Linked DNA regions of Mus musculus: regions 1 and 2 are each linked to region 3. The links are chromatin loops, found by intact Hi-C in ENCODE. Cell type or tissue: heart. All regions are shown on one strand.

Evidence for each region. A loop is a pair of places that touch in the nucleus more often than their neighbours do. Peaks named below come from ENCODE experiments on the same cell type or tissue, not always from the same donor. Only the 100,000 strongest peaks of a DNase experiment are listed, where the experiment ranks them.
Region 1: it touches region 3 in a loop (2.2-fold over the local background); 5 of 42 quality-filtered maps call a loop at or near these places.
Region 2: a loop joins it to region 3, with 1.9 times the contacts of the local background. A loop is called at or near these places in 2 of 42 quality-filtered maps.

Annotation. Positions count from the first base shown.
Region 1 is chr4:98,250,703-98,258,702 of GRCm38, reverse strand. No RefSeq gene overlaps it. Among named protein-coding and RNA genes, the nearest start is that of 0610025J13Rik, 67 kb to the left of the region's middle. In heart, a CTCF peak has its summit at 3,657 (motif pointing left); DNase peaks (open chromatin) are centred at 182 and 702.
Region 2 is chr4:97,672,643-97,680,642 of GRCm38, reverse strand. It overlaps a transcript of Nfia not described here. Among named protein-coding and RNA genes, the nearest start is that of E130114P18Rik, 92 kb to the right of the region's middle. In heart, a CTCF peak has its summit at 4,445; a DNase peak (open chromatin) is centred at 6,562; H3K27ac peaks cover 599 bases.
Region 3 is chr4:98,104,458-98,112,457 of GRCm38, reverse strand. It overlaps Nfia (nuclear factor I/A), which reads right to left. Exons shown (of 11, transcript NM_010905.3): 11 at 1-1,240. The coding sequence ends at 1,223. Among named protein-coding and RNA genes, the nearest start is that of Gm34784, 18 kb to the left of the region's middle. In heart, a CTCF peak has its summit at 3,225 (motif pointing right); DNase peaks (open chromatin) are centred at 3,247, 3,707, 6,357 and 6,987; H3K27ac peaks cover 3,309 bases.

The DNA of each region.
Region 1 (8,000 bases), 150 kb before region 3:
TTCTTAGAATGTGTTTATTCTGTGAATGCTGTCACCCTGGTCTGCTGTGTGTTTGAAAGGAAGTGGCTTCCTGCTTGCTGTAAGCGTTCATCCCCTTGCCTTAAATGGGTTCCGGTTGGAAGTGAACTGAATAGGGAGCTTCCGGGAAGGGTCTCTGCAGCCGGGCACAGCAAGGCTCTCCAGAAGAGTCCCCCCTCCCCCATCTGTGGGGTGTCTGGGCCCAGCATGCATGAAATTTCCTCACCTGGGAAATTTCTCCCTTGCCTAGCAGACCCCTGCCTTCTCCAAGAACATTTTCTTGACTACAAGTATCTCCCGGTTGAAGCCCACCACTCTGTCCTTGCCCTTAGTCACGTATCTGCAAGCGAAGACAGGATCCCGTGCCAAGAAGATAGGTCTCCCAAGTTGATTTTGCTCTCTGGAAAGCAACTGGATATGGTATTGGTCTTTATTGCAGTTTCCACAGACCAAAAAAGAAAAAAAAAATGTTTATAAAACAAAAGCCACATACAATTCGGTACAGACCTTTTTTTTTGAATTTTGTTTTTGCTCAGCGGAAACCAGTACCGATGTGGTCATGGTAGAAATGGAGCCAGTTCTGTTACCCTGAAGCACCTCTCCCAACACTGATTTGAGTAAGCCAGGCCAGGCCTTGCCAGGAACACCCAGCATTGTTTGGCTTTTTGGACAGACTTCCGGGACAAAGTGCCCTGAACACCCACAGCAAGGCCGCACCCCAGGCAACAGCATGGTCACTGTATACCAAGGCTCCCAACTGCTCACGTGGGAGCGAAAGAAAACCTGTTCGTCCTTCCATGCTTCCAACCCAGCTAGCCTGTCATTGCCATTGTTTCCCAGACAGTATCTTGGAACAACTCTCTATCACCAAGACATCTGAGGCAAATAAAGGCATCTGTCTTTTCAGTTTTCTGGTTCTCAGTCAGTGGAGGCGGCCAACGGAAACATCCAAGCTTCCCCATCGGCGTGCTTCTCGTCAGATCACGAGAAAGCTTTAGAAATCCTGTGTTTGTTGGCTTTGAGAACAGGCCTAAGCTCAAAACTACTTTTCTTCTCATCGTGCTAGGGATTGAACCCAGGGCTTGATCCTGAGACAAACGCTCTGCAACGAAGTCTACACGTCTCTTTCAGTCACAGGGGTAGTGAGCTGCCAAAGGCCCAGGTCTGTGGGGAGAAACTGTAAGAGAGATCTAGTCAAGTTTGGAGGATGGGAGGCGCCCATTGGCTGTGTTTCTATCTTCTTTGGGACTGAAAACCGTTATTTCCCCCTTTCCTGTCATTCTGAAGTTAACCAGTGCTACAAAGTGAAAAAAACCAAAACACCAAACCAAACCAAACCAAACCAAACCCAAACCAAAACAAAAAACAAAACCCTCCAAAAATTAAAACCCAAGACATCCTCGGGCACAGTCTCATGTTTTGGAGGCTACCCTACTTGGTAAACTAAGCAAATGACTTGGATAGTTCTTATGCTACTTTGCCAGAAAAATAAAAACCAGATCTTCCACTTTCTTGATCCATTCAAGGGCATGGTGGTACACAGCTGATCAGGAACAGATATCTGCCTTCAACAATTTATACACTATAAGTACAGGAAATATACATGTAAATGTATATAAGTATACATTTATGAACATAGAAATATTTAATTTTCATTAGTGATACCACCATAAGACAAGAGAAAATGGGGCTGGAGAGACGACTTAGTGGCTGAGTGCTTGTAACTTTTGCAGCAGACCTAGTTTCCAACACCTATACTGGGTAACTCACAATTGTCTGCATCTCCAGACACATGGTGTACGCATAGCCACACTTAGGCACACTCATATATACGTAAAACAATCAATAAGTAAAAAATTTAAATGTAGAATGAAAGCATTATATTAAGGTAAGAGAGTTAGAAAACAAGAGATTAGAATATTAGAAAAAGTCCCTTTGAAGAGAAGATTTTGAAGCAGTGTCTAGAAGCCATGAACACGCCAAGCAAGGCCTGTGGCTCAAGCTACATCTGTGAGCAAAGCAGTAAGAGCCAAGATGCGAGTGGCAGGCAGAGGGCAAGGCAAGTAGTTTGCACGATAGGCAATATAGGTTTGGCCACTTAGGTTTTATGTCACCTGTCTTGGCAAGCGTTGAGGGACTTGTTTATTCGCTGTTCTGTTCCTAAATCAGGAAGCAGGAGCCCCAACTATCCACTTACCAATTACTCAGTGTTAGTGGATGTTGGCTGGGTCTAGTAGCAATAAAATTACAACCTCGGCCATCAGATAACGGAATCATAAAAGAATAAAGCAACTAGAAAAGAGTAGTATGAGGCTAGTTAAAGAAGAGAGAGAAGAAACTACTTGTAGCAACCACATAGTAAGAATGTGAACTGTCAACATCAATGGGATCTTGCTGTGCCCTGGGACATCCAGGTATTGGCTGACAACCATGTGATATGTCTGCTCCATCCCCAGGTCAGCATTGCACGCTGTTCTGAGGCAAAAGGCAAGGCAGCCGAGAAGCCCTGGCTTTGCCTGGCTTGAAAGCCTAAGTTTGGTCAACTCAAAGGAAGAAGCTAAAGCACAAAGCAATTGTAGTCTCCAATATTTCCTGAGTCACTTCATTTAGATGACTGCTACTTTTAGAATAAAACATTTTAGCCACTGGAAGTGAACCAGACAGGCTTCTGATAATATATTCCCAAATTAAACAAGTATAATATTGTAAAGATAGGTACTAAGCTTTTAAAGTAGCTATTCCTAAGCACTGACAGGAAATGTTCTGCTATTTTTTTTCCTCCTCAAAACTTGCTATAATCTGTAATGATTAGGTCCCATTTTCCTGTCCTTCATTTTTTTCCCTTATAAGTGCCATGACCGAAGGCAGCCAGTTCTGTCTGTCCATTGCCTCCCCAGGGTCTAGCACAGTGCCTCAAACACACCAGGGGCCCAATTAATATTTTTTGAGTGAATGAATGAAACTCATTCTGTCCCTTTGCAGGGGAGTCTTTATTGCCATGCACGCTCCAGACAGCATGCAGAGATGCCGGGGACTACAATGAGCATCTAAGGTATTTTGCAATTCATGGCTGACCCGCACTGACCCTTTATTTAATTAAATCTTTCACTTGTGAATGAATCATTTCTTCCATTAATTAAAATAGGATGCACATATGTCTCTGTAAAGTAAATGTCAAAAGAAAGCATTCCACCTAAAATATACAGGAGGCTCTGACCACCATCAAGAGTCATCTATCATAATCAGCTAAGATGATCAACTCTGTAATTAGACACAGCACAATCATCTCTTATGGCTTCAAAATATTAGTTACAGATTCTCAACCAATCTGTCAGCTCCTGTATTAATGGAAGGAGCAGCTCTGAGCAGGAGGCAGAGACAGACACAGACGTTTATGATATGGAAGACAGGGCCTGTGGCCTCCGTGCTGGCCAGAATCTTCAATGGCTGCGTGAGGCTGTGCTCACCGGGCACTAGTATCTGGACTATTGGTGCTGGGTGACAGCAGGGATCGGTTGCTCTGTCGCAAGACTCAATTCTGGCTCTTTCTTTTCTGCAGAAATAATGATAGTTGCAAGACCTGATGGGCTGTTGAAGGGGTAACGGCAGCATAGTCCATGTACCTTTCAGCGCCCCCTGGAGGAAAGGGGATGTCGCATCGAATTTCATCTTAAAAGTCCAGGGGCGAATGCACGCCCATCTGTTGTTCAAAAGATTTCACCTCAGAGTAAACTGTGCACTGTCCAGACTTCTTGGGGAATTCTGCCACCGAGTTGAAAAGGAAAGGGGGTGGGGTGTGCCGTGAGTATCTCCATGTCACAGGGACCCCAGTCTCTGGAACAAGGTATTAGGATCCTACATGTTTAAAGTTCACCTGATTTTGGAAGAGACAGAAATTGTTCTATTTGAAGTATTGGGCTTAGCAGGATGATAAACACTGTCCTTGCACATCCAAAGGGGGCAATTTCAGAGGAGGCCAAGTTAGCGGACCAGCCAGCGCAATCGGATGTGTTTCATACAGTGCGTTTATGGTGAGCACCAACTGCTCTTCTCAGGACTGAGGACAGTGAAGGACTGGCTGGTAAGGACTTTGAGATTACCAGGGCTGTTTCCTATGTGGGACAGGAGATGGTGGTGGTGGTGGTGGTGTTGGTGTTGGTGGAAGGCAACCGGTTATTTCAGGGTCTGTGGCAATGGCAGCTACCTCCCACCTTGACTCCTGTTTCTCAGTTCTGGGTCTTTCCTTTGGAAAACCCGGGGATGTCTTTCCCATAGCACAAGGCTAGGTCAGGAGCCAGCCAAGAAGCATTGTGTTGCTTTCAGCCATAAAAGAGCCTATGTACTCTCATGTGCTCAGGAAACATCAATAGCTTTCCTCAGACCTCAGTCCAAGTCCTTTGCATTATTGCAGAGTGTTGTCACTGATATTTTCCCATTTCATGGTACTTTAGATTTTTGTCACTTTTAAAAATAGCATTTGAGGTTTTTCTGTTAATATCTACCAACCTACCTACCTCTTTACATACCTACCTACCAACCATCCCTATCCTGTCTGTCTGTCTGTCTGTCTGTCTATCAGCTATATGCATATGAGAGAAGAAGAGGTTGTGTTGAAGACATATTTAATCTAGAGAAGGACATGAGCAAGAAAAATTACTTGTTTGCTTGGAGAGAATAGTAATTCCACACTAGACACATTCCTGTTTATTTTGCGTTGGTCCTAAGCGCACCAATCTGATAGGATAGCTGGCGAGGGAGCTGCAGGGATCTGCCCATTTCAGCCTGCCCAGGGCTGGGATCACAAGTGTATGCCACCATGCCTTTTGTTTATTTTTATTTTTTAAATGTGGGCTCTGAGGATTGACCTCAGATATTTCTGTGTATGTGGCAAGCCTTTTCTTGCTTGAACTGTCTTTCCAGAGCCATGTTACTATCTTCAAATTTGTGACTTTCCCAGTTTTTCTTCAGAAACACCTATCTTTTACGATATCTAGCTTAAAAGTTTCTTATATTTATTTTATTTTTGTGGAGAGCTTTGGAGGCCGCTTGGCGGGAATCTGACATTGGCCAAGGACAAGGAAATGGGTTTCAGTCAGGAATCTGAGATTGGCCAAGGACAAGGAAGTAAGCTCCGGCAGGAATCTAATTTTAGGGTGGAACAAAGGAGTAGGCTTCAGGCAAGAATCTGATTTTGGGCTTGGACAAGGAAGTAGGCTCAGATATTTTGGTCATCCTGACAAGCCCTTAGAATCAGTGCTGGTGGGGACTGTCTATTGCCTTGCTCGTTCCTTGACTATTTGTGTTTATTGTCTTGTTTGTTCCTTAACCTAGAACTGACCTTGTTGCTTGCATGTAATTAAAATGGTATAAAAAAGACTGGGAAAAAATAAACCCACCTCAGCCTCAGAACTGGGTGGGGTCATGCAACAATGTTGTCTAATTGCCATTTTTCTTTTTAATCTTCACTCCTGTGCTGAAGAACCTGTCTACTGACTGAGCTGGCTTGGTCATATTTTATTATATGTACAAGTGTTTTGCCTTCAGGTGTGTATATGTGTGCCTAGGTGCCTAGGAGCCCTTGGAGGTCAGAAGACAGTAAAATTTACAGTAGCTGGACTTACAGATGGTCTTGAGCCACATGTGTGTGTAGGGAGTTGAGCCCCTGTGCTCTTCAAGAGTAACAGGTACTCTTAGCGACTACCCTCTGGCCCCTGCTTTTTAGTATTGGGTATTGAGCCCCGAGTTTTGCACGTTCTTGCTTTTTCTTTTTCTTATGCCTTTGAGAATTTCATACAATGAATTTTGACTATATTCATCCTCTCCCCTCCCCACCCCAGCTCTTCCCAGGTTGACCTCCATCCTATTCCCTGCCTGCCCAACTTTGTCTCCTTTCTTTTGCAATCTGTGCTACCCATGTATTTATGTATGTATGGTCTTCTGCTGGAGCTAGGTCAGCTGACCCTCCAGTGACAACACTCTTTATTTGTTTGCTTGTCTATTTATTTATTTATTTATTTATTTATTTATTTATTTATTTATTTAATTTTACATCCTGAGTGAAGTTTCCCTTCCCTCCTCCCCTCCCAGACCTCACCCCACCCCCATTCCTCCTCTGTTTTTTGTTTTTTGTTTTTTGTTTTTTGTTTTTTGTTTTTTGTTTTTGTTTTTGTTTTTTCAGAAAATGTAGCTCTCCCATGGGTATTAACCAGCTGTAGCATACCAAGTTGCAGTTAGACTAGACACCTCCTCTCCTATTAAGGCTAGATAAGGCAACCCAGTAGGAGGAAAGGGTCCCAAAGGCAGGCAACAGAGTCAGAGACAGCCCCTATTCCCACCGTTAGGAGTCCCATAAGAAGACAAAGCTGTACGAATGTAACATATATGTAGATGATGTAGGTCAATCCAACGCAGGCTCCCTGGTTGGTAGTTCAATCTTTGTGAATCCCTATGAGCCCAGGTTTGTTGTTTTTGTGGGTTTTCTTGTGTTGTCTTTGACCCCTCTGACTCCTACATTCCTTCCTTCCTCTCTTTCATAGGATTTCCCAAGCTCCACCTAAATGTTTGACTGTGGGTCTCTGCATCTGTTTCCATCAGTTGCTGAGTGAAGCCTCTCTGGTGACAACAGGGTTAGGCACCATCTGATGAGTATAGCAGAATATCATTAGGCATCATTTCATTGATTGATTGATTGATTGATTGATTGATTGATTTTTTTTTCCAGTAGTGTTTGGTTCTATTCTAGGTCTCTGGGCTATCCAGCCTCTGGCTCCTGGCCCTCCAAGCAGTGTCTCTGGTGCACCCCTGCACCTCCCCTTCAACCCTGGGCTCCAAATACTAGCCCATAACTCCAGCAAAAAACTGCTGCCTTCACGGAGGAACCCCAGAAGCAACATTAGTACTCAAAACCCCAGAGGCCATGCAGGCTTCAAAAACTCCAGCAGAAGCACCCTACTGGACCTGAAGACTTGCTGGTCACTAGAACTCCAGGCCCCTCAGGCCAGAAGACTAGAGAGGAAACAGAAATCAAGGGGAGAAAACATCAGAGAACCATTCATCACACAAAGCTAAACTCAGGAATCAGCACGTAAACCTGTAGTAACCCCAGACGACCAGAAACCAGCGAAAGAACGCAATCAAGGGTAACATTCTTAAAGAAAACTAGTTCTCTCTCTCCTAGTGGCTGTCAGTGACCAACATACAGAGTTCATTGACTAATTTTAAAATTTTCAGAGTTTGTGGCTGACCATGTGGTCTGCCCTAGAAAAATATCCTGTTTTTCATTTGGAGAGGTGTGCCTGCTGCTGATGCGGTAGAGCATTTTCATGACTGCAGTGTCTGCTTGGTCTGCCATCTTGATTACATCCTCTGCTGTGTCCTTTAGTTAGAGTAGTGGAATGTCTAAGTACTCTGTCAAAGTTCTGTGGTCTCTCCAGTTCTGTCAGCTTTCATTTCATATTTTATGATGCAACTATTCATGTCTTTTTACTGTACTGAATCTCTTGTTAATATGAGCTATCTTTTGTAAATGTTTTTATTTGAAATTCCATTTTATCTTATATTAGTACAACCACCTCTACAATCTTTTGGTAATTTTTTTTTTTTTTTTTGCATAGAATTTTTATTTAGTTTGTGGAGCTAGGGATTGAACTAGGGGCCTTGAATATACTGGACAGATGCTTTCACTGAGCTACATCACCGGCCCTTGCACAAGTATCCTTTTCTGCTTGTACATGTGTGGCCCATCTGTCTTTTTTTGTTTGCCCCTTTTCTGTGCTAGGGTCTCATAGTGAAGGCTGGGTTGGTACTAGTTGTGTAGCTCAGGCTGGCTTTGAACTCACAACCCTCTTGCCTCTGTTAACATTATAGGCTTGTGCCACTATCTATACTCAGACAACCTCTATCTTTAATGAAAGAGTTCAAACTATTTACACTTAAAGTAATAGCTGATAAGAAGTAACTAGAATCATTTTGCTGGTGATTAT
Region 2 (8,000 bases), 430 kb after region 3:
AAGGGCTCATTCACCGCTCAGCTTTAGAGCAATTTTAACCAACTTTCCAGATTCATCTAAAACCTTTTATCCTTTGGTCAGTCTGCTCACACTGCAGCTTGGCTCTGAATTAGAATTTACTGTAAACAACAGAATCAATGATTAATTGTACATGTCCCTGTGAAAGATATTCTGTTGTCAGATAGTTTACCAAGTCTTAGAATTTGTCTCTGCACCTGTATACTTTGCTACTTCACCGACAGGCACCTTTAGGGCAGAGATGTTACCATTCTATACTGTAAATACTTCTACCTAGTACCAAGTGGACACATAGTAAAAGTTCATCACATTGTTTTCTTTCATTATATGTAAGAAGTCTTGCAAAAATTTCTGAACTAGAAAACTTGACAAAAACTTAAGTTAGTTTGAAGAGGTGCTTTTATTTATCACTTATGGCAGAATACAAAAATATTATTATGCAACCAACAATTTAACATAACTCTCATCAAGAGACAGGATCCATTTCCCTTGGATTTGTGTTTACTTTGTGATTTTTTTGGATCATTTGAATATTGGAGGATTGAGATACAACTCAGGTCTGGAGAGTCTAACGAAAGACCAGGCCAATTGTGAGCCCATAGAAATTTGAACCTAAAGAATGGTTATTATAAAATAACAAAGTTTTGGCATAACTTGCTAGGTAACAAATACTAATGGATATATGGGAATATGCCATGCCTTAGGTATCACACAAGCCCATGAGATTCTACTTTGTGAACAGGAAACAAGGGGTCAGAGGAAAAGTGATGAGGGATTGCACTTTAAGACTTTATGAGCTGTCATAGTAAGCATCATTCAGCAAATGTCACATTAGGAGGTGTGCATCTTAGCAGGCTCTGGGGTGTCAGATGGAGGACCAAGAGGTGTGTCCTGGAAGATGTCAGGAAAAGTTCAGAATGTGAGTTCCCCACAGCGGGCTCTAGGTTCCCTGAGCTCAGGGTGAAATGAGGTACAATGGACATTTGTGAGGAAGGAAAGCTAACGGTAGTGAACATGGTTTCACTAGGCACTTCTTATGAGCCAGAAGCTGGCTTAGGCCTCTAACCCTCACAAAATTCCCAGGTCATTGTGGAAGGAGTTAAGTAAAATACAAAGCATGTAAGTGGTGGGTCTGACTACAAGAGTTACAGTTACATAAATGTCTCATATGTTATAGCGTCTGACCTGTCACACCATTTTCTACCCCTCTACAGACTGTCCGGGTACTTTATTGGCACTGAAGGTGGAGTTGGGTGGAAGCTTTGCAACAGACATCTGTGGTGACAAGATGAGATGTGGCCCCTGAACACCAGAGCAGGGCAGTGGATTCTCCAGCTTGATAAGATCAGGAGGGTGTCTATGCAACCTGCTTTGTGAGAAAATTACTTGGCTTATCAAGAATTCTACAAACTGCTTTTGTAGAAGGCAGCAAAAAAACCTTGACAGTGGACAGAGCCCCTCGAGAGATAGTGTCATCTGGGAAAATAAACTCAGGATGGTCCCTTCAGTTTTCCCAGTCATATATACACTGTTTTCGCTGCACTCGTGGAGTAGGATTTCCAGGAGAGTGTGTAGCATTTCCAGTTTATAAACCAAGAAGGTCAAGACTAAGAAGTTAACGGTCAAGCTTTGTGTTACAAAGTTATTCTGTGCTGAAATGGACTGAGCCATCTGTTTTACTGCTACCTCCATATTCTTGAACTAGTCATAGAAATCAACTGTGTGGACACAAGAGCACAAGGCATAAAGATGAGGTTAGCCAGGACTCTTGTTCACAGTACTAAGGTATGTGTACACAGTACTTATGGGAGTTACTCTGAATGCTTAGAGCAGTCCAATTCGTTCTCGTAAAACCCAAGCGAGGAGGCATGCACTGAGCATTTTCGTGTTCTGCATGAGAAGGAAGAGGGATACAGAACTTATATAGAGCTGGAGTTTGAATATAATCAGGGCCTTAGCACAATAGTGTGCAGTCTATGTGCTCTGGGCAGTAACACCTCTGTGCCGGGGAGAGAAATGAGGTGATAAATAATGAGGGAAACTCTTGCTGCCTTATGTATTTAAAGTGGTCTGACCTTGAGCATGCTAATTAATTTTTCTGCATCAGTTTTTTATCTGTTAAATGGGAGTTTTGATGCCACCTGCTTCATAGTTAAAGGGATGTTGTTGTGAGACTTAATTGGCTGTGTGTTTGCAGGTGTGCTGCTTCAAACAATCCCTCCTCCTACGTTTAGTATGATTTGAGTGTTTGTTATGATCCTATTCTAAGGGGCCAGCATGGGCAAATCTGCAGGTGTGTTGCACACGCAAGTGCTAAGGGTCCTCAGAAGAGAGAGGACTTATTTTCAGTAGGGAGGATTAGGCTGGCGTCAAGTGAGGCCACAAGAAGATGTAAACTGAGACTCAGAGGACAGTGGTGTCACAAATGGAGGCACAAGGAACTTCAGCATCAGTGTAATCTCATGACTTTGTTCCCCAGAGGCGATCTCAGCTCATACGCACAGGCAGTCTCTTCATGTTTGTCCACTTGGGTAAAGGCTTTAACTATAAGCCAAACCTCCTCACTTCTCTGCCTGCTCTCGTCACGACCTGCTTCTCAGCAGTGCCTGCCTGACATCGTTTAAAACCAGCTACAACCAGAGACTATACTTTCTTAAGCCCCTGTTCGTCTGCTCATGGGGCACTCCCTCCAGCCTCGGTGGCTCTTCCCTGCCATCCTTTTGGGAATGATGTAACTGAGCAACACACTTCACAATGATGGCAGTCTCTATAGAGATTAGGGACTTGCCAATCTATAGGCTGCCTCCTATTGACTTGGAGCATGTCGGGGGTCTCACAAAACATTAATCCACACAGAAAGCCTGTGAAGTCAGTTCTGTTATTCTCCTCCACATGTAAATGGTTGGAGCCTGTGTTGGAGCTGTCTTAGATCCAGTAGGTTTGTAAGATGCCATGGTAGAGACAGGATCTCAACAATGCTTTATGAGTTTGCAAAGCCCAGAGACAGGTTATTTGATGTCTGGCAGTACCTGTCTAGACCATAGGCAGGGAAACTAAGAAAAGCTCTATTGGGTCTGTGGCAACAATATCCTGACTGGATAGCGATGTTCATCTTAGAGAGAGACTGGCTTCTGTCACCAATTTCCTCTCTGGAGAGCCAGGATCCATCTTGGTACTATCAGGGGAGGATTCAGTTCCCACAGAGGGGAGCAAGATCATTTTGGTGTGCTTTGGCCATTTATCTGTCATCTGTTTGTCCCTCAACCTTCTCTCCAGCTCTCATACCATCCAGAAATCTTTACTGGGATGTACTCTTTGTAATGGAGCATGATAAGTAGATTCATATGTTGCTTGACCCCAAGGATCTTGTGGGATCTTCCCGAGGAACACTGGGGTGGTACTGGAGTAAGGATGGATGCTGAAATGGTTTCTACAGAGATGGCGACTAAGGGAGATAGTTCAGAGAAACTGAGGCAGATGGCTCTGTCTGCTGCTTCTGTGCCTGCAGATGAGTGTCCTGGCTAGCCAGCTGCCCGCTGGCTCTGTCTGTCTCTTTGTGTGCTAATCAGTGGACCCATAGATGTTCCTCTTCCACAGGCAGCTTTCGACCTAGAGGTTGTGTCACGGTGTTGCCTGCCAATGGAGGTCACTTGGCCTGCTGAGATGCGCTGAGCCTACACACAGGACCTCATCTGCATGGGGAAGGTCAAATGAGGTTGAGCCCACTTCTCTCTCTCTCTCTCTCTCTCTCTCTCTCTCTCTCTCTCTCTCTCTCTCTCTCTCTCAAAGCCTTTTCTGCACAGGAACTGTCTCCTAGGGTGAGGAACAGAACAGCTTTGTGCTCTCCTTTGAGTGCTCACTGCAGGGAAAGCCCAGCCACAAGCTACAAAGTCGTCCAAGTTCAACCCCCAGACACAGTGTGCTGTGCTCAGAAATCACAAGGGAGGTAGGAAGGCTCAGAAGAAAATGCAGACAGGGGACCTTGAGGAGATGGGAGGGCAGTGAGCCGATTTTTCATGTCAGATTTTAAAGATCTTGTCAGAGTCTTCCTGTTTTTACATATAGAATTGGTAAGGTCCGTGTTTCACTCCTGCATTTTCTTTGAAATTTATCTTTGCTTCCCATCTAGCATGTATGTTGGGAAGAGGGACAAGGGTGTGTGTGTGTGTGTGTGTGTGTGTGTGTGTGTGTGTGTGTGTGTGTCAGAGCTGTTCTCTCCTTCTGGGGTTCATCTGCTTTTGAGAGCTGCTTGCTCTTCGCTGGCCACAGAAGAGTACCTGACATTCAGGCTACTGCCTTGAATATAATTGAATTGCTGGGATGTGCTAAACATTGCAGGGCTTTAAGCTGAAGATAATTTAATGATGTGGCCTTTAGGATTGTTAATTAGTACTGTCTGTATGAGCATGTAACAATAACACCACCTACTGTAAAGTGAATGTTCTACACTCAGAACACTCATTTCTTTAGGGCTTCCTGCAGAGACGTGTGCTCATTAACTCCTTTGATGACAAAGGCTTTTCCCCTTTTTGAGGGGTTCTGCAAGCTTTGGATTCTCACGGTCGGTCTCTAATCTCTCATTCTTCTGCGTAAAGCCATGACGCAGCTGGTGTGGGCAGGGGCATAGAGAACGGACACTCAGACCTATGCTAACCGTGACTTGATTGATCCTTCTCTGCTGGGCTGCCGGGACACTGTCGCTCTGGAGAACAGAGAGCAGAGAGGCTTAGGAGACGATGTGGAGAGAGTTAAGAGAGAATGCAGAGAAACTGGAATCCCGCGCTGTGTTAGTGTGAATGCAAACAGTGTGAAGGTACCTTGAAAGTTAAAAGCAGAACTGCCACGGGATCCAACACTTTCGGCCATTTATCCTAGAGGTTTGAAATCAGGATATCAGAGAGATATTAACCCTCCTTAGTTTACTACAGCCATATTCAAAGTGAGGAGGATGCAGAAATATCATGTCCCCCGAAAGACAAGTGGAAAAGAAGAGATTCGTATTCATGCAATGGGATGCTGTTTAGCCTTTAAAAGAAGGCTGTGAACCCTGAAAGCATTATGTTAAGTGAAATATATGTGATAAAGTGAGAAAGATTGCACAGTTCCACTCTTACAATATCTCAACATCAAATTCTTGTAATAAAACAGGAGATTGGTAGTTGCCACAAACAGTCTAGGAACCAAGCAAATGTCCGGTTGACAGTTCAATAGCATCAGTGTTCAGCTCATCAGGTGAGTGAGTTCTAGAGGTCGGCTATTCAACACTGTACCTATGCTCACTATATCTGACAATCCAAATGTGCCAATCTAGGGTAGGTCCCATGTCGAAGGTTCTCAGGGAAGGTGAGTGGGATTGCTCAGTGGTAGAGCACTAGCTCAGCCTGTAGGAGGCACTGGAACATTCACACACACATACATATATGTATGAATGAACATATAATGATATGTACAAATATATACAGAAATGAGCACATCCATGTATTCACATGCAAGATTAGAGAGGGAGAGAGGGGGAGAGAGAGGGGGAGGGAGAGGGGGAGGGAGAGGGGGCAGGGAGAGAGGGAGAGGGGGCAGGGAGAGAGGGAGAGGGAGAAGAGGAGGGGGAGGGGGAGGGGGAGGGAGAGGGAGAGGGAGAGATCTGGCCACTGAAGTCAAGGTGTTACTTGCACTTTCTTACCCCATTGGAGGAAATGGTCCATGAATGGCTGCTCAGTGAGCTCAGAGGTTCAGGTGAATTGTCAGCTTAGAGGAAGCCTCCATGTTAATTTGGGGAAGTGGAAGCTGTAGGTGGGAAGGAAGTGCTCACTCTGTTTTCCCATTTGTTATAACAGGCAAGGGCTCTTCCAACCACATACCCTTCTCTTCACTAACAAGTATATATTTCCAAAGCTGCTTATATTCTTCAGTGAGAAAAATGCCAGCTATATTTAAATACTTGGATATTAGACTATGTCCTGTTCTGTGTTCAGCCAAATCTTCCCATGACCATGCTATAGGCCCTGGTATGGCCCTGAAGATCCTACTGTCAATGCCTCAGCTTCCGCCACCTTCCTCTCTGGGTTTGCTTCTGTCTCACCCTTACAATTTCATCCGGCCTCTAGTCTGGAGACTAGACACCAGACGTAGTTTTGCAGACTGATGGAGAACATTACTGGCTGACTGTGGCCATCCTCTGTCAAAGCCAGAGGAGGCCTTGAAATACTTTTCAGTGCAGAGCCTGTTGATTGAGCTGGAACTGAGAGCCACTCACTATTCCAGTGCCAGCTTCTTGGCCCATTTTTCCCCTAACCTGTCAACTGAGCTTTGTCATGTCCCTGACCTGCCACCTCCCTGCATTTGCACAGCTGTGTCTGCCTGGTGCTGTCTGCTGTCCACGCTTACGCCTTGACCCACTGAGCTTTCTGCATGCCTTGCTTGTGCACCTTTGCTGCAGCCTGCCTCTGGCTCCCTCTTAATTATGTCATTTGCTCTCCCCCACAACAGCCCTCTAGAGCTTCCTGCCTTTACAGCCCCTCCCCTCCTTCCTGTCCTTCCCCAAGGACTGCAGCCTTCCCTCCTGTTTCCCTTTGGTCTCTCCCACCTTACTTCCTGTTCTCACATGTGCCTGAGTGCCCCCATAGCTATCTTTGACTTCTGTCCTTGTCATTATTTTCTCAACTGTTGCACCCCCCTCCCCGCACTTCCCCCGTTCTCCCCTGCAATGATAACTTCTCAACAGTCAGCAAACGTCATTTCCTTGGCAGTGGCTTCCAGAGTGAACTCAGTGCAAGCAGAGTTGTGTTCTCTGCGTATCTTCTACAAGCCCCTTATCCTGTTAATTGATGTTGATCTAGTCTGATTTTTATCCCAGATCATAGCAGTGTCTAGACTGTACATAGGATTAGTTTATTTATTTCACAAATGAACAGGTGTATTGGGAAGTTGAGGTAGGAACTAGATTTTGTTCATCTCCCAGGAGCCATACATCCACTGTCTTCCTGTTAAAGGTCTGGATGTGACTTCTTTCTCCCTATCTGTAATTGTCATTTTCTATCATGGTTTTACTTATCTCCATGTGTCTTGCCATTGCTATCACACTGATGCTTCCTCTGAACAGCTGTCTGCATCCATATCTATGGTTTCTCCAAACACCGAACATCATAAGTCTCACATGTTGCCTTATTAAGATGTAGCAATGTTGAAAAGTTGTAAGCTGCCTTTAAACCACTTCGTTCAGAATAAGCTGTTTATCTTAAGTCAACTAACCTGAACTTAATCTTTTGTCGCAGTCACCCCCGGATATCTATTGATGTGCATGAAATTTTGCTGGATTGTAAAATTTATAAAACAAGGTTAGTGCCAATCTTACCTAGTATTATTTCCAGCAAGATGACCGACAAGGATGGACATAAACACAGACATGTTGATGGGATAAATACAGCCTCTATTCTGCCTTTAGGAAGCAGCTGAACCCAACTGTCTAGGAAAGATTCTCATATAACTCTCACTTTAAGTTTCTCAAAGTAGAAAAAAAAATATTTTCTCTGAAATTGTTTAAGCAGTCACAAGGTGTGTGGGATCATAAGGACAGACACAGGACCTTCCCTCAACCATTCAGTGAATAAGTTGTGTCCAATTTTGTCCAGAGCTAGACTTAAAATGATAATGGTGATGATGATGATGATGATGGTAATAATAATAATAATAATAATAATAATAATAATAATAATAATAATGGTCTCTAACACAGTGTCTGGGTTTTCCAAATCCCTAGCTCAGACTGACAACATAGTACTCCTGTGAACACATTTTTTTAACTAGGTGGCATCTGGTGCCTCTCAATAGAAATGTGTTCCTGCATGGGAGAGTGGTCCTTCTGTGGTGACTGAATGGGCACTGCCTGTCAGATCAATTATGCACGAAACTCGTCTTCTCTAAGGTTCCCTCACATTTTTTTTCTCTTGAGAATTCACCTTGCACTCAACCTTCTGTCTCTAGGAGTC
Region 3 (8,000 bases):
TAATGTAGTTAACATATTGTGGTAAAAGCACCATTAGATTTGTATTTTTTTTTTGTATTTTTTTTGTTTTTTTAAATTTTCCTTCGGTTTTTTTTTAAAGGGATACAAGTTTAACAATAAAAAACATAAAAAGCAAAAATAGCTCCCCTTTTTCTTGCAAGGCTGTTTTTTACCCCAATAATTTAGAGTCCTGGGGTGGGAGGACTTGAAAAACAAAAATAGAATTTTCAACAATCTCTATCTTACAAAGATACTTAGCTATCCAATGAAATTGCACTTCACTCAATTCAAAATTCGATTGTTTTGATTCCTGTCAGTTTCTGTCAAAACAGACCATCTTCCCCATTTCCATGTGAATTTTTGTGTCATTGTTGAAATTGTTGAAAAATGTTTTTTTTTAAATGTAAGTGCAGCATTTCAAAACTTAAGAACAAAAAAAACAAAAAAAAACAAAAAAAAAAAAAACAAAAAAACAAAAACCCAACCAAACTGATAGTAGTAGTCTTTGCCGTCTTTTTGGAAATTGCTCTGCAACAGGAGCGGATTCACTGTCCTTGCGGGTTGTGTTATGTATGTAACTGCTGACTGCTGAACCAAACCAAATTAAAAGAAAGATCAACTTAACTGCATTTTTTCCCTAATATGTTACAGAAAAAAAAAAACCAAAAAAACAACCCCCCCCCCAAAAAAAACCATTGCCCTTTGAGTGTCCTGTAAGTTACAGATCTCAGCGATTACAGAAGGTTTCATGCTCCAGGTGTCTCCAGATGCTCAGGGAGGGTCACACACCTGCACGGGCAAATTCAGGAAATACTGGGAAAAGGCCAGGCTCCCAAGTGTTACCACAGGAAGTTCACGAGCGAGGCTCATCCTTCACCAACCACTTCACCTACTGCTCACGCCACCACTGAAACACTTCAAATGTCACACAGCCCAACCATTTCCAGCACCATGAGAAATTACGACAGTCCCTAAAGTATTAAAAAAGAAAAAAAAAAAGAAAAAAAGAAAAAAAGAAAAAAAAAAGAATCCCAAAAAGTTATGGCCTTTGCTGTTTGACCACGATGTTTGCTGTTTCCATGTATAAGTTGATTCGAGTTGGTTTCGCTCCCCTTCCACTGACAGTGAAGTTGTAACTGCGCCGGGTTGAGGTTGCGTCCATGTTACAGAGTTGAGAAGGGGTCAGGTGGTCTGTCTGGAGGATGGTGGGATGCTGCAACTTTTATCCCAGGTACCAGGACTGGAAGACAAAAAGAAAAGTCTAATTAAAATGCAGGTGTAGTGCTGGGTGTAGTGGCTCGTGGGTAGCTCTTGGCTAGTATGAGCAAGGCCCACAGTGATCCAGTGCACAAAAACAAAAAGCATTCAATATTGTAAAACTATTTTGAAAGTTGCTCTTTTAACCATGGGATCAGAATTTACCTTGGGAGTTCATGTGGTCGAGGGATGACAGTAAATCCCAAGCCACTGAAATTTATCTTATTCCTCTGACATTAAAATTCATTGCCTTTGTGGGCTTTGCCAATGCTTTGCATATATCTTACCAGGTGCCGTCTTTCTGGTCACATGGCAGGTTTTGTAACCCTGTAGTGAGCCAATTAGAAGAGGGCAAGGAACCTGGCTATCTTATTAGTACCTAGCTTAATGCCTGGGAGGGCTCAAGAAAGACAAGCAAATTCGATGGAGTGGCTGAAGTGTGAGCTTGGGGCTGCAGCAAATAGCTATTTCCATGACTTTCTCAATATATTTCTCAGTGAGGTGTAGGTGCTAAGGACAGGTGCTAAATGTACAAACACAACATTCTGTAGGTGGCCCATGATAGCAGTTAAAACAGAAAGGTCTGGTGGAAAACTCACTGGTGACCTGGGAGGGGGTGGGGGGTGGGAAGTCAGACTGGCCTCTCCCCTTGCTCCTCATGATGGGTGCAAATCCTTTCTTCCCTCCCCTCCTCTCCCCTCCCCTCCCCTCCTCTCCCCTCTTCTCCCCTCCTCTCCCCTCCTCTCCCCTCCCCTCCCCTCTCCTCCCCTCCCCTCCTCTTTCTTTCTCTTTCTCTCTCTCTCTCTCTCTCTCTCTCTTTCTCTCTTTCTCTCTTTCTCTCTTTTTTTCTTTCCGAGACAGGGTTTCTCTGTATAGACCTGGCTGTCCTGGAACTCACTTCATAGACAAGGCTGGCCTTGAACTCAGAAATCCACCTGCCTCTGCCTCCCAAGTGCTGGGATTAAAGGCATTCGCCACCACTGCCCGGCCAGGTGCAAATCCTTTCAATGGCATATATTTAAAATTCTTTTCTTAGAAAAGATACATAATAAAATAAGATGGCACCTTATGAAGCACCATTGTGTTCATGGGGAAATGAAACCACTGTAGTTCTCGTTCATGTTTCTGTCTACTCAATGTGCCCTTGGAGCTTTCTGCCAGCTGTGGAGCCAGTCTTATGTCCCTTTCAGAAACATTCTTTGTCAACACAGAGAGTTCGCTTAACAAAATGAGCAACTATAGACCAATCTCAAAACTCAAGTGAGGCTAAAAATTGTATGACTTTTTTTTTTTTTTTTTGCCAACTTTCTTCTAAGTATTCTGAAGAATTCAGTATTTTCATCAGAAAACCTACCAGCTTCGAGGCTGTGAGTTCTGCATTGAAAACATCACCAGGGTTTGAGTCAGTCGGAACTGATTCCGGAGGTGAGGGCTAAAGCTCACTCTTGTCGGGGAGATTCAATTAGGGGAAAGTCGGGACTCCTTTGATCCCAGGGATAAATAGCTAAGTGATAGCTCCATGGAGGCATGGTGTAAAATTTCCTGGTCACACAAGGTACCTTTGATTTCCAAAGGCGCTTATAACAAAACAAAACAAAACAAAAACTCCTAGCTCAAACCACAAAACTACTCATCCTGTAGACTTTTACTCTCTGACCATGCGCTTCGGAGAACCCAATAAAGCTGCTTATATCTGGAAAAGAAATCACCCTGGCAAGTATGCATGGCCTAAATCTAAGTGGACAAAAGAAAGATCAGTAAGAAGGAAAGGGGAGGGAAGCAGACCGCAAACCGTGTCTGCGTTAAGTTTCTCCTGATCTCTGACGCAGATCCACTTTCCATATCTGCTCTTATACAGAACAGTCTCAAACTGAGTGGTAAGTGCTGTTCCCAATCTGTTTGCATGCTTTCTAAGGCAGTTGTGAAATTCTGGACTTCTTCAGTGTGGCAGTCCTGAAGCAAAGGCCTGGGACCTGGCGAGTCACCAGGGGGAGCAGTTTTCCGTCCCGTAGTTTCTGCATTCAGGACATTACAAAAATCAGCAGTGCCCTGTACATACTTCTGCTAAAAAGCAAAGCAAAGCAAAGCAAAGCAAAGCAAAGCAAAGCAAAGCAAAGCAAAGCAAAGCAAAGCAAAGCAAAGCAAAGCAAAGCAAAGCAAAGCAAAGCAAAGCAAAGCAAAGCAAAGCAAAGAAAAAAAAAGTTTCTTCACACATCTTACTATTCAGTGTGTGCCTCGCCCACAAGGTTACCCCAGAGCAGCTCTGTAACCCTTCACTGAAATAGGCTTTATTGATTGCTCTGGGCTATTGTTCTCTTTTCAAGTCCCCCAAGTTCAAGTTCATCCTGGTGTTACATCATGTCTGGTTGCTCTTAGCAACCAGACAGACCCAGACGTGACTATCATTAGCAAGAAACCCGCCACTCTCCTCCCACCAACCTTCCAGTGGCTCTGACGTAGCAGGCCCACTGCAAACACACTGAAGTATTTATTCTGCCTAATTTATGACCTACCCAGCAAGCTAGACCCCCGCTCCAAAAACCAACACTGTTGTATATTTAATTAATCTGTCTTTCTTTGGCATTTGAGAAAGTTAGACAAAGGACTAATTATTGTGTTTCGCTCTCCACACTTTTCTTTTGGGGGGTGAATATTTGCCTGGGAAAGAAAACGATGAGGCCCCGCATTGGCCCCTCCCCTTTTTCTTTCTGCCCTTTTGACATTTCATGAAATACTTTAGCTGCTTAAGGGAGTTAGAAAAAAAAAAAAAAAAGAAAGAAAGAAAGAAAAAAAAACCGCACTGTGAATGTTACTCCTTCTGAGTTGGTATTCAGTAACACAAATCAACTCACGACATGTTTAAATTTAAATGCTAACCACACGCTCTCAGAGTTACTTTAAAGGTTAGTTTTTAATCAATAGAAGTTGCTGACTCTGGGTTTTTGAGCTGCACACTGCAACTCCCGGGCTTTTGTCTAATGTTAAAGCTTGGGAACTTTTTTTTCCTTGAGATGATTTTAGCAATGATTTGCAGATACTGGGGCTATTGTGCTCCTACCAGCAACATGTCAATAGAGGAGCTGAGCTGCCCTGTGGTGGGCTGTCAATATGACTCCTAAGGCAGGGGTTGGGGGTCTTTAATAACCCGTGAAAAAACCTTAATTAACCCTTTCAGGTCCAAACCAAAACCTATTCTCCCACTTTTCACTCCTGTAATTTGACCATTAGTACTTATTTCAACATCTCACTAATCTTCATGACAATTAACCCAGCTACTTGACCAAGGGCTTCCAGAATGGGAAGTCAGTTAGGGGGAACCACACACGAACTTCTCTCTCTCTCTCTCTCTCTTTCTTTCTCTCTTTCTTTCTTTCTTTCTTTCTTTCTGTTTTTTTGAATGAGGTCTCTTAGTAAACGATCTGCAGAAATATAGTAGAGAAACAGTTGTAAGCAATAAGAAATTACTCCATTTTGCCAAGTTTTCTATCTGTCAGTTTGTAGTTGAAGACACTGGTGGTGACAGGTGTGACAACCGCCCACACAGAGGTGCTCCTGGATTTTCCTAAACTTCTGAGAACTGCCAATCGCCTCAGCCGGGTAAGGCAATAGGAGGAAAGGCTCCTTTGCTGTGGCATTTCCCTTTAATCTCGTTACTTGAAAACGCAGCAAGTCTGAGAGCACTCACTAAAGGAGGATTCGGCATCTTTCTTCTTGGGACAGGAGAACAGAGAGCGAGAGGGATCTGAGAAAATCTGGGAAATACTTGGATTGAATCAAGTCATTGGGAAGATACTGACACGAGAAGCAAAACTCATCTGTGGAGGGAGAGTCAGGAAATCATCCTCACGTCTGACATCTGCTTGGGTTTCATATGGCCTCTGCCTTCATACTTTATAGGCCCTTAATCTGCCCTACTGTATCCAGGCGACTACAAAGGAATCCCTGTCCCTTATCTGCCGAGAGTGGCAATATTACAGTACTGCATCAGAGGATGTTATCTTGATACATTTACATTGAGGCAGTAAACACTGGGCTTTGATCTATTGCCCCTCCCCCAGCAGGAACATTCAACCACAGTTGATTTGGTGGCCCATAAATCCACACTCCCTCAAAGGCTCTAGTTTCAAGAAATTAGCCAGTTACATTCTCAATGTCCACAGTTTGGGATGAACCAGGGGTGGGAGGGGGAACCCGTCCTCTTTCAGTGTTCAAGGTGAAACATCAAAAGAAATCTGCAGTCCGAGAGCTCAGCTTTCCTTCTAGCTGGTCAGATGGAGAAGTAATCTCATCAGGTTGGAAAGTGCTGACTCAGGATTTAATAAAGTGCCTGCAGATGTGGTGTCTCTAAGGTATTCAACTCATGTAATGCAAAACAGCTCCGCGCCCAGCGACGTGCTTATAAAATTTCATTTAACCATTGCAGCGCGGTTCTCTTAGGAGTTTTATCACACTTCCCGCCCCTTAATTTACAGCTCCATGAAAGTTCCAGCCCCATTCTGTGGGGATTCTGGAATGCTCACAGTAGTCAGGATTTACGAACCATAAACAGCCTCCGTCCCACTGTATCCTAAACAAGAGGGCTGAGATGGCAGCCCGCACTGTGACAGTGGCAGGCTGGTCCTTCTCTTGTGCCTTACAAAATGGAGTTGGTCCAGAGTCTACTGGAGACAGGTGATGAAGTCAAGGGACTCACCTTCCTTCTCAACTGCCAATATTCTAACACACGCAACTTTTTCTTACAGTCTCCCTTTCTACGCAGCGGGCAGGGCATACATTTTAAAAACAGAAAAGAAGTAGATCTGAGATATTTCACTTTGGGAGAGAGAGAGACAGAGACAGACAGAGACAGAAAGACAGAGAGACAGTGTGTGTGTGTGTGTGTGTGTGTGTGTGTGTGAGCGCACGCATGCTGTGGAGGGCAGGCTGGGCTGTGACAGCAAAATCTGTTTTTCAAATTAAAAAGTTGAACAAAAGGCCCTTCGGGGCAAAGTTTAACACTGCACGGAAGGAGGTTGTTAATGTGGAATCCAGAAGTGGGTGTGACGCTTAGCTTTCCTCTCCAGGCAAGGTGGGTTATTTAAGGACATTTACACATATAAACGGAAACACAAAAATACAGGAAGCTCCCCTCCAACACATCAGTCTCTACCAGCCACACAAGGGACCCAGCAAGCAGGTCTGCATTGAGTGCAGCTACTATATTGTCCCTCCTGGGGATGATGCTACCTCTCCTGGACCACACGAATCCAGTCAGTTAGTCATTTCTGGCTTCCTGTTCTTGTTTGCATGAACTAAGCCTACTATTTAGCACAAATGAGTTGTCCTTGGCAAATCAGCCAAAAGCTGGAGGAGGGGGGCTGGGGGGGGGTAAGGGGGCACCCCTGTCTCTGACACAGAAGGAGTAGACAGACCTCTGCGTGCATTCCTGGTTTCTCCTTTTAGGATCAACCACTTGGGAGCCATTAGTCATTTGGTCAGTAAGTACCAAGAGGCTGCAGTTTTCTTGGTGTCGTGGACTTGAGGGTCTGGGAATGTTGGGAGTAAAGAAAATGTGGCATCCGCCTTTAGAAGCTTTAGTGTCCAGCAGGAAGAGGTTTGGTTTAGACTTCTATGCCCTTCACGACTTCTCAAAGGATCTTGATAAACTCAGCTGATGAGGCCAAATGTCTAAAGGCCCGTACTGAATTCCACTGATGGGTTGTATGACATCATAGACAGGGCTCTGTATGACAGACAGGGCTCTGTGCTGGGTGACCCTGGAGTCCTGGGCATGAGAGGATGACAGTGGTCAGCACGAGTTTCTGGAAAGGGTGACATGCTGTACACAGGTGCTAGTTATGGGTATTGCCAGTCTCAGGCTTTGATCTCCACAGCCATTTTTCTTGTCTGATTTTATTTTGTTAATTAAAGAAAGCCTGTTTTCAATAACTCTAAACCAAGACTTGTTTATTGTGCAGGAAACTATTAAAACATTAATGGGCCGTGAGTGGCCTCGCTTACCTTTGTAGAGCCTTATCTTCTCACCACTTGTGGTGTGTTAAACTCCTTCCAGATCTCCCAAAGCCAAATGCTTCCTCCCTGCTGGGTCCTGGGCACAGGCTATGCCTTTTTCCGTGCTGTGCTAACACTTGCTGGTCCCTGAGGTCTAAGATTAAATGACCCCCTTTTCTTTTTTTTTTAAATTAAATTACGTGTGTGTGTGTGTGTGTGTGTGTGTGTGTGTGTGTGTGTGTGTGTGTTTGTGTGCCTCAGTGGGCTATGGAGGTCAGAGGACACCTTGCAGGTGTTGGTTCTCTTTTGCTATCATGTGGGAGCCAGAGATTGAACTCAGGTCATCAGGCTCTGTAGCAAGGAGCTTTACCTGCTGACGAGCCACCTTGCCAGATGTTCCTTTAAACTGAGGTACCTTTCTTAGGGTCCTTACCCATAGGCTCCGTCTGTTACTATGGTGGTGGGACTGTGACAGCCTGTTTCTTCACAAGAAAGCTACTCATGTTCTCAGGTGTGGCATCCCCACGGTCTTGCCCCAGTGGGTGAGAGAGGAGGTACTGAATAGATTAAGTTGAATAGAGCGGGTTAAGTAGAGGAAAAAAAGAAAGCAGGATTCTGTTTCCCAGGGCCAGGCACCAGCACCCTCAGTGAAGTACCGTATCTTAGATGGGTCTCCATAGCACAGCTAGGCCACATACATGCGCCCAGCACATGGTTTGGCCTCCTGCAGTGACAGGCGCCCTCCCTAGAGA